Linked DNA regions of Homo sapiens: region 1 is linked to region 2. A link is an interaction called in ENCODE POLR2A ChIA-PET data of the cell type or tissue named here. Cell type or tissue: OCI-LY7. All regions are shown on one strand. Links, peaks and the distances in the headings refer to the core of each region. The heading gives the core; the rest is flanking DNA.

Region 1 (5,379 bases), core at 267-5,266, 680 kb after region 2:
GGTGGCACATGCCTGTAATCCCAGCTACTCGGGTGGCCAAGGCAAGAGAATCGCTTGAACCCGGGAGACAGAGGTGGCAGTGAGCTGAGACTGCGCCACTGCACTCCAGCCTGGGTGACAGAGCGAGACTCCATCTCAAAAAACACACAACAAAACAACACAAAATAAAAAAAATATTAAGGGCCCTACCAGACCATCGCCTCAATCCCAAACATTGAACCTCTGCATTAGAGCCACACTGAATGAATGTAATCTCCCTTCCACGTTAACATTTCTTTAGAGATTTAAAGACACTGTCATAACCTCTTAAGTCTTTTCTGTAGGCAAGAACACCTCTGGTTTCATCATCTTTTCCTTATATATTTTAAGCACTTTCACCCTCCTCGTCTGCCTGCCTCAGTGGTTCTCTACACTGTGGCAGGTATGTTCTGACTAGAGTAGAGCTCCCTACTTCTTAGAGCTATACTTCTGTCACTTCAGACTAAGATCAGATGAGATATTTTGACAGCCTCAGCCCACCGTGAAAGCCAGAGCTTGGTATGCACTAGGATTTGAGGATTGGCTGTCAGAGTCAAATTTGTCTGCAAAGCTGCATGAAACTTGATTCTTGGGCCTAGCTACAACCTGTAGGATTTTGACCAGAGAGGGAGCACCAAATAATAATAAAAGCTGTCTGGACCAATATTCATCCTCTTCTCAGAACTGCTAAGATAATGATGTTGGCCCATGTAGAAGACACAGTTGAGCTGTATTTTTTAAAGTATCTGCTATGAGCATGATTTTCTCCATGTTTCACACTCTTTCATATCTGACTTGATTTATAAGCTACTATGAAGGTTCTTTAGTCTGCTTTCCTCTAATTAAAGTGATTTTTCTTCCCACCAGTTTTTAATTTGTATTTTCTTATCCTGGGCCTCAGTTTCTAGTGAGCTGCCTTTTACACTCGTCACTCTCCCTAGGTCTCAGCTTCTCTGTTATATAAAGGTGTAGTAATCTAAATAATGGCTAAAGAACCTTCCACCTCAAATATTCTGTGACTTTGATGAGCTGTGGCGATTTCTTAAATTTCTTTAGTAATATCTTAGTAGTGGAGAAGAAACTAACCATATAACTATTAATAGAACCTATTGGAAACTAGTTCAGTGGTTGACCCACAGGGCAGCAGTGTAGCTAATGTCATAAAATGCTACTGGCCCATCTTTAGCCCTAGGCTCAGAAATGCATATTGGAATAGCTAAGTTATGAAATATGTTTTAATTTGGGATGACTAGTGCTTAAACAAACGAAACAAAAAACTACTCTTATTGGGCTGACAAATATGAGTGCAATTCCTATAACTTGGGGTAGTTGTTAAAATTTAAAATTATTTCCTGACAATATTAGGAATGGTTGATGAAATTACATATGATTACAAAGAATAATATTGTAGCATAAGCTTTTTTCCTGGTGGTTAAGAGGGGAAAAAAACAGGATATAAAACTGTACGTACAATATGATTATTATACTTGCTCAAAAATGCTTTCAATGTGATTTTGTTTATTTCATAGATGTAGAATACAGGTATTTTGTCTAATTTTTCTATTTTTTTCTGTAATGTGCTTATTATGTTTATAATAACCTTATAAATTAATATAGAGAATAGGGCAGATAAATATTTGAAAATGCATTTTGAAATGATTTTGAAAATGCATTGTTCTGTGGGTTGCTGTTCTTCCTCCTACATTGTGAAAATACCTATTTTTGGGCTGGGCACAGTGGCTCACACCTGCAATCCCAGCACTTTGGGAGGCCAAGGCGGGTGGATCATTTGAATTCAGGAGTTCAAAACCAACCTGGCCAAAATGGCGAAACTTGTCTCTACTAAAAATACAAAAATTAGCCAGGCATGGTGGTGTGTGCCTGTAATCCCAGCTGCTCAGGAGGCTGAGGCAGGAAAATCGCTTGAACCCAGGAGGCAGAGGTTGCAGTGAGCTGAGATTGCACCTGTACTTCACTGCACTCCAGCACTCCACTGCACTCCAGCCTGGGCGACAGAGCGAGACTCTGTCTCCAAAAAAAAAAGAAAAAAGAAAAAAAAAAGAAAAGGAAAAAAAGTACCTATTTTTGATATGTTAAATTCATAAGAGTGGTTGAGACCATTAGCTGGCTTCACAGAGCATCCAGTGACAACTTCACTCAGGTACTAGGACTAAGGGAGGTTCTCCTTAGAAGCAGATTTAGTACTGTCTCTGTGAACTTGGGCCCAGTTTATTTAAACTCTGGGGTTTACTCTTCAACAAAATGAGGAAGTTAGACAAAATGATCTTCCTAGTTTGAAGATACTATGATTTTTCTTTAGTTTCATCCCAAAGATCCTTAGCAAAAAGCCTTCAGGTCACTGATTTTTTCCCCCTCGTGCCCATGTAGTCCACATTCATAAATATCCCGTTATTAGTCATGTCCTGATATAGATGGACCTAGCCTGCAGATTTTGATTCGAAAAGCCAGTGGACATTTGCCTTTATTTGCATCTTATTTTGTTGCAAGTTGCTTTTTCCTCCCTTGAAAATTGTTTTTAATTACAAAGGGAATATGAGTTTGTGCTTCAGAAAAAATTTTTTTGAACAGTACTTAAGTGTCAGAAACATTTCTTTGTCCTACAACTTGTTCTTACTTAAGGATTATTTTTTTTATGTCATTCCATGACAATGCAGATCTTCCTCATTCTTTAGGAACCTTCAACATATTTCATTATATAGATTTATCATAAACAGTTTCCTGTTGATGAACATTTAAATTCTAAATTTTTGCTATTGCAAATAATATTACGGTGAATTGTTTTTTTTTTTTTTTTGAGGCAGAGTCTCGCTCTGTTGCCCAGGCTTGAGTGCAGTGGCGCAATCTCGGCTCACTGCAACCTCCGCCTCCTGGGTTCAAGCAATTCCCTTGCCTCAGCCTCCCGAGTAACTGGAATTACAGGTGTGCACCACCATGCCCAGCTAATTTTTGTGTTTTTAGTAGAGATGGGGTTTCACCATGTTAGTCAGGCTGGTCTTGAACTCCTGACCTCGTGATCCACCCACCTTGGCCTCCCAAAGTGCTGGGATTACAAGCATGAGCCACCACGCCTGGCCCTACAGTGAATTTTTTTTTTTTTTTTTTGAGATGGAGTTTCGCTCTTGTTGCCCAGGCTGAAGTGCAATGATGCAATCTCGGCTCACCGCAACCTCTGCCTCCCGGGTTCAAGCGATTCTCCTGCCTTAGCCTCCCAAGTAGCTGAGATTACAGGCGCCTGCCACCACGCCCGGCTAATGTTTGTATTTTTAGTAGAAACAGGGTTTTGCCATGTTGGCCAGGCTGGTCTTGACTCCCGACCTCAGGTGATCCGCCCTCCTCGGCCTCCCAAAGTGCTGGGATTACAGGTGTGAGCCACTGCGCCCAGCCCAGTGAATATTTTTATGTATTTATCTCAAGACTCTTTTATGTTTCTATGGGGTAGATTCTTAGAAGTGGAATTTCTGGGCCGGGCACGGTGGCTCACGCCTGTAATCCCAGCACTTTGGGAGGCTGAGGTGGGCGGATCACGAGGTCAGCAGATGGAGACCATCCTGGCTAACACGGTGAAACCCTGTCTCTACTAAAAATACAAAAAATTAGCCGGTCGTGGTGGTGGGCGCCTATAGTCCCAGCTATTTGAGAGGTTGAGGCAGGAGAATTGCTTGAACCTGAGAGGCGGAGCTTGCAGTGAGCCGAGATCACGCCACTGCACTCCAGCCTGGGCGACAGAGTGAGACTCCCTCAAAAAAAAAAAAAAAAAAAAAGAAGTGGAATTTCTGGGTAAAAGAAAGGTACAAGTATTTAAATTTAAATATACTGCCAAATTGCTATCTAAAATGGTTGTCCCAATTTATATTATTGCCGAGTATGAAAATGAACCTTTGCCCATACCCTCCCTATGCTATTATCTGTCTTTAAAAATTTTATCTAATAGTTAAGAAAATGGAATCTGATTGGTTTAATTTGTATTTCTCTAATCAGTAGTTAACATCTTTTTCTATGTTTTTTAGCCATCTGTATTCTTTTGTGACTCGTAAATTATTTTCTTTAGTTAGCTTTTTATTGATTTGTAGGAGCTCTTTGTATGTCAGGGCTATGAATCCTTTGTTTTACATACATTGTAAATATTTTTTGCCAGGATGTTTGTCTTTTATTTTTGTCAGCGATTCTGTGGAATCATTTGTCATATAAAAGCTTTCAGTTTGGATCAGTTTGCCTTTTAATTTAGTTTAGGTGAAGGTCTTAATGAAAGTTACTGTCGTCAAATTAGTCTCCCAAACAATCCATCTGTTAGTTACTATATCGTTTATTAATGCTTGCCTCTCTGCTGCTTTCTCACAGAAAGGGGAGTGTGTTTGCCTACAGTGTCTCTCTGGATCCTCTTTGTTTATATTGAAGCAGCCATTAGATTTAAAGATCTCAAAAACTTTCATGTAGACCTTTGTCGTCCATTTGCTGCTCACTGGTAAGTATTACATAAATGTATGTGTGTGTGTGTGTATATGTGTGTATGTATATATATGTGTGTGTGTGTGTGTGTGTGTGTGTGTGTGTATATATATATATATATATTTTTTTTTTTTTTAGACGGAGTCTTGCTCTGTCACCCAGGCTGGAATGCAGTGGCACGATCTTGGTTATGCAACCTCTGCCTCCCGGCTTCAAGCGATTTTCCTGCCTCAGCCTCCCAAGTAGCTGGGATTACAGGCGCGTGCCACCACACCTGGCTAATTTTTGTATTTTTAGTAGAGACAGGGTTTCATCATATTGGCCAGACTGGTCTCGAACTCCTGACCTCAAGTGATCCACCTGCCTCAGCCTCCCAAAGTGCTGGGATTATAGGTGTGAGCCAGTGCACCCAGCCAGTATTATATATATTCTTTGTCTATAATTCATTTCACTGTAGAATGTTAAGTTCAACTGTAAATTTATTCTTAGAAATTTTACATGGATCCAGAAAGCAGTACAGCATGGTTGGAAAGACCATGAGCCCCCCCTTTTCAGGCAGATGAGTGAATCCCAGCTCTGTCCTCTGACAGCTTGTGTTGCCTTGTCACTGCCTCTAAGCCATGGTTTTCTTACCTGCCTCACTGGGTCATGGGAAAAAGGAACTGAAGTGATACATGTATTCAACTTAATGCCAAGCACATAGGTGTCTGATGAATGTTAGCTATGTTTATTATAATCAGGTAATGATTCCAGAAGGTCTTGATGAAATATATGGCTAATTCATGAAACTTAAAATAATTTAGAATTTCCTTAGCCTATTTATAAAAGTAAGAGAATATTATTAATAATTTTTGAATGAATATTATTTCTCTTTATGTTAATGAATATTAAGAT
Region 2 (5,379 bases), core at 237-5,236:
TCTGAGTAGCTAGGACTAAAGGTGTGTACTACCATATCTGGCTAATTTTCTTATTTTTCATAGAGATGGGGGTCTCACTGTGTTGTCCAGGCTGGTCTCAAAACTCCCAGCTTCAAGTGATCCTCCCACCTTGGCTTCCCAGAGTGTTGGGATTACAGGTGTGAGCCATTGCACCCAGCCAGAGATGCACTTTTTTTTGATGTAACCAAAGTGAGAATAATTATAAAGGAGCATGTTTCTTTTTTATTTTAATTTTAATTTTTTTTGTTGTATAAATGGAGTCTCCCTCTGTGGCCCTGGCTGGAGTGCAGTGGTGCGATCTTGGCTCACTGCAACCTCTGCCTCTTGGAGTCAAACAGTTCTCCTGCCTCAGCCTCCCGAGTAGCTGGGACTACAGGTGCACACTGCGACACCTGGCTAATTTCTTTTGTATTTTTAGTAGAGACGGGGTTTCACCGTGTTGCCCAGGCTGGTCTTAAACTCCTGAGCTCAGGCAGTCCGCCTGCCTTGGCCTCCCAAAGTGTTGGGATTACAGGCGTGAGCCACCACGCCCAGCTAAGTAACTTCTTTTTTAAATAAAATAATCATGGATTAATATAATAAAAACAAATTAGTGTTCTGTGTTTCTGAAATTAAGTCATTTAGTGCCAAACTTTCACATTCTAAATAGTTGTATCTGAAAATGTCTTGACTTCTCTTCCATTCTTTAAAGATGGTTTTGTTGGAAATAGAATTTTGAGTTGATTTTTATTGTTGTTATTGTTATTCTTTCAGCAATTTAAAAAATGTTCTTGACTGGGCGTGGTGGCTCATGCCTGTAATCTCAGCACTTTGGGAGGCTGAAGTGGAAGATCTCTTGAGCCCAGGAGTTCGAGACCATCTTGGGCAACCTAGTGAGACCCTGTCTCTACAAAAAATTGAAAAAATAGCTGGACATGGTGGCAGGTGCCTGGTCCCAGCTACTTGCGAGGCTGAGGTGGGAGGATGGCTTGATCCCTGGAGATCGAGGCTGCAGTGAGAGCTGCGCTTCAGCTTAGGCGACAGAGCGGGACCTTGTCTGAAAAAAAAAGGACCGAGGGCAGTGGCTCATGCCTATAATCACAGCACTTTGAGAGGCCAAGGTGGGTGGATCACCTGAGGTCAGGAATTCAAGACCAGCCTGGCCAACATGGTGAAAACCTGACTCTACTGAAAATACAAAAATTAGCTGGATGTGGTGGCGCATGCCTGTAATCCCAGCTACTGGGGCAGCTGAGGCGGGAGAATCGCTTGAACCCAGGACGCACAGGTTGCAGTGAGCCGAGATCACACCACTGTATTCCAGCCTGGGTGACAGAGTGAGACTCCATCTGAAAAAAAAAAAAAAGAAAGTGATTCCATGTTTTCTGGCCTCCATTACTCCAAATGATAATTCAACAGTCATTCAAATTATTATTTCCTTGTATGCAATGTGTTGTTTTTTTCTAGCTACCGTGAAGATTTTCTTTTTCTTCCTTTCTTTCTTTCTTTTTTTTTTTTTTTTTTTTGCTTTTCATTATTTCAATTATGATATACTTAGGTATGGCATTATTTGTATTGAATCTGCTTGATGTTCATGAAACTTGAATCTGTAAATTTGTCTTTTTTTGGGAAAATTTTGGCCGTTATTTCTTGAAATATTTTTTTCCTCATTGTCTCCTTCTGGAACTCTAAAATATAAATGTTTTAGTATTTTCCCGTAGGTCTTTGAGGCTCTTTTTTTTCTGTTCTTCAAATTGAATAATTTCTTGGTTCTGTCTTTATGTTCACAGACCTCTTTCTTTCTTCTCTCTCTCTTTTCTTTCTTTCTTTTCTCTTTCTTTCTCTTTCCCTCTCTTTTCTTTTCTTTTCCTTCTTTATTCTACTGTTAAGCCAATCTAGTAATATGAAAAAATAATTTAGATATTGTAGTTTTTAGTTCTAGAATTTACATTTTTGTGTGTGATTTCTTTCCCTACTGAGATTTCCTATCTTCCTTTATTTTGAGCATATTTTTCTTTCGTTATTTGAACATAGTTACCATAACTGCCTTAAAATCCTTGACTGCAAACTGTAGAATCTGGGTCATCTTAGGGTAGTCTCCTTGATTACTTTTTTTTTTTTTTCTTGAGAATGGGTCAGGTTTTTCCATTTCTTCTTATAGGGAGTAATTTTGGATTATATTCTGGATATTACAAATGATAAATGATAATTTATATATATAAATTTTGTTATGCCCGTCTTAAAAGCATTGATTTTCTTTTCTAAAGCAGGCAATTGATTAACTTACCTGAATTCAAGCTGCAAAACTGTCCCCCCATAGTAGGTGGCAGTGTACATTTCAGTTCAGTTCTCTTAGCTGGCCTACTTGGAGCCTGCTCTGTGCATGTGTGTTTCACGGATCAGCGAGAGATTTAGACAGATTTATGCAGATTTTAGGGCTCCCCTGTGCTGGTTCTCTCTCTCTCTCTTTTTAATGGTGTCTTACTTTATTTTCTTTGCAGTGGTGATGGTTGCTCTAGACTGTTTTTTGGCTTTTAAAGTCAGCAGAACTGTGAATTTTCCATTGGAGTTTTAGCTGCCCTACATGGTGCAAGGCTAAAAGATAAAACTTGGGGAAACTTGTCCAGTGCAGTTCCTTTCCTCCAAGTGCCAACTCCCCTCCAATATTTGCCTGCTTTTGTCACTCTCCAGTGCCTTCAGGTGTTTTTGTCTGGAAGTTATAGCTGTTATGATAGGCAGAGTTGATCCTATAGGAGGAACTGCCTGGTCTTACTAGAAGACTCAAACTTATTTTTTTAAAAACAGAAACCTTTAAATTTTAGAATAGTTTTAGATTTGTAGAAAAATTGCAAAAATAATACAGAGTTCTGAAATTTATTTTAAATGAAAGTATTTCTAAAATATATTAATGCTTCCTTGACTTTTGAAAATGCTGAGTTTGGCCAGGTGTCATGGCTCATGCCTGTAATCCCAGCACTTTGGGAGGCTGAGGCAGGTGGATCACCAGAGGTCAGGAAACCCTGTCTCTACCAAAAATACAAAAATTAGCTGGGCATGGTGGTAGGGGCCTGTAGTCCCAGCTACTCGGGAGGCTGAGGCAGGAGAATCCCTTGAACCCAGGAGGCGGAGGTTGCAGTGAGCAAAGATCATGCCATTGCACTCCAGCCTGGGCGACAAGAGCAAAACTCTGTCTCAAAAAAAAACCCGAAAATGCTGGGTTTAACTGCCAATTAATGTCAACATTCTGAATATAAATTCAGTAATGCAACAATGGCCTCGGGAGCCGTTGAGGCATGTAAGACTATTTTTGTCTTTCTGCTAAATGGCCTCAGCTATTGTGCTTTTCGAACCTAAATCTCCTTTGTGTGTGTGCATGTGTGGATGGGTGCATGCGTGCATGTGTGTGTGTATTTTGTATTTCTTCCTTTGCCAACTTAGCTCTATTGATGCAGCCCATTTCCGTTAATTTTCTATTGTAATTTGTTGTGGCTCAGTACACCAGATAAACTGTTAAAATTTGTTTGAAATAGGAATAAATGGTTTCAGGCCAGGCACGGTGGCTCACGCCTATAATGCTAGCACTTTGGGAGGCCAGGGCGGGCGGATCAAGAGGTCAGGAGTTCAAGACCAGCCTGACCAACATGGTGAAACCCTGTCTCTACTAAAAATACAAGAATTAGTCAGGCGTGGTGGCATGTGCCTGTAATCCCAGCTACTCGGGAGGCTGAGGCAGGAGAATCGCTTGAACCTGGGAGGTGGAGGTTGCAGTGAGCCGAGATCACGCCGCTGCACTCTAGCCTGGGTGATAGAGCAAAAAAAAAGAACAAATAGTTTCTGAGAGCTTGAATGTTGAGTTAATGAGTCAGGTACATCATCTTTAGTATCTGGTCTTGGTGACATTGGTGCCCAGAGGCCTTTTCTCTAGATGCCTGCTGTCAATACAATTGTCGCTACCTATACATGGCTATTCAGTGTTTGAAATATGTCTAGTTTGAGTTGAGATGTACTATAATTATGAAATATACACCAGATTTTAAAGATGTAGTACAAAGAAAAGAATGTAATAACTTTTTATGTTGATCATGTGTTGAATGATGTTAGATATATTGGGTTAAATAAAAAAATTTAATCACACTTGTTTCTTTTACTTTTAAGAAAATGTGGAATGCTTCACAAATTTGTGCGTCATTCTTGAACAGGGGCCATGCTAATCTGTTTTGAATTGTCCCAATTTTAGTATTCATGCTGTCAAAGTAAGTACTCTTTTTAAGTCTTCAATATGGCTGCTAGAAAATTTAATATAACATTTGTGGCCTACATTATATTGGTCGTAGCTCTGGCAATTTATCTTACTTGATAGTAGTGTCTATGAGTGAGATGGTGGTGGTTCTGTAAGAATCTTGAGATCAAGCAGGTGAGATTCTAGCATCTCCTTCTTTGCTCTGGTGTAAGAAACTATCATAGTGGTTGGTAGATAGTATGGACCTTGGAGTTTAAACCTCAGTTTTGACACTCCTCAGTTGTATGACCTATGACAAATTATTGAGCTTCTCTGAACCTCAGTTTCCTCATCTGAAACTCATATGAAACGAGGAAAACAACCCCTAATTTCATATGGTTATTGTGAAATACATAAAACTAGTTTTATATAGTGCATGTCAACTGCAAAATACACTACTCAATACATAGTAGCTTTTAACTTGTTTCTGGACCATTTTGGTAACATTTTGATTTATTGTAGTTGATACTTATAGGGAATATAATCAAGGTAGATCCAGACTAGGAAAAAAGGACTGTAGCTTTCGTCCTTTTTTTTCTTTCTTTCATTTGTTGTCATTCAGTTTTTTTCCACCACTAAAGAATATGTCTTTGATGAAGAATTTGTAAGAAAAAAGGATGGACCCTCTGTAAAAAGAAGAGATATTGCCTCCGGACAGTCAATATTTTAAATTATATGATTTATTAGTTATTCTGAAGAGATAATAGACTTGTTCCTCCTTTTAGGCTTTTGATAAGTAAATGTGAACAAGCAGAACTCGTTTTCATCATGGGTCTATTGTGCCTAGATGGAAAGTCTGGTCATTGTACATCTGACAGTTTGTTTTAAAAAGTGGTTCTGGCTGAGATATTTCAGATTTGATTTTCCTACAGATTAAAGCCTTTCTTTACATCTTCAGCATATACTTCAAGCAAGTAACAAAAGTACTCAAAAGAAACTCACGACATTAATTCCATTTGTTATTTCATCTAGTAGTTTTTGAATGACTACTTTGCATTTAGCATTTATTCAAAAGAAGTTCTATTATATTTAAGCAGTTTAACATTTTGGCACTGATTAGAGACAGTAATGAGATTATCATGTATAAACATTAAAAAAAT

What was found. Peaks named below come from ENCODE experiments on the same cell type or tissue, not always from the same donor. Only the 100,000 strongest peaks of a DNase experiment are listed, where the experiment ranks them.
Region 1: POLR2A ChIA-PET joins it to region 2 with 5 read pairs; 1 of 35 experiments calls an interaction of 5 or more read pairs at or near these places.

What each region holds. Positions count from the first base shown.
Region 1 is chr1:25,449,882-25,455,260 of GRCh38, forward strand. MACO1 (macoilin 1) reads left to right here. Exons shown (of 11, transcript NM_018202.6): 4 at 4,378-4,501. Among named protein-coding and RNA genes, the nearest start is that of MACO1, 22 kb to the left of the region's middle. In OCI-LY7, for the core only: no CTCF peak of the experiment used is centred there; a DNase peak (open chromatin) is centred at 2,230; H3K27ac peaks cover 407 bases.
Region 2 is chr1:24,773,719-24,779,097 of GRCh38, forward strand. All of the region lies in intron 1 of CLIC4 (chloride intracellular channel 4), which reads left to right. It also overlaps the pseudogene RNU6-1208P. Among named protein-coding and RNA genes, the nearest start is that of CLIC4, 31 kb to the left of the region's middle. In OCI-LY7, for the core only: CTCF peaks have their summits at 2,312 and 2,544; a DNase peak (open chromatin) is centred at 2,373; H3K4me3 peaks cover 1,169 bases; H3K27ac peaks cover 1,350 bases.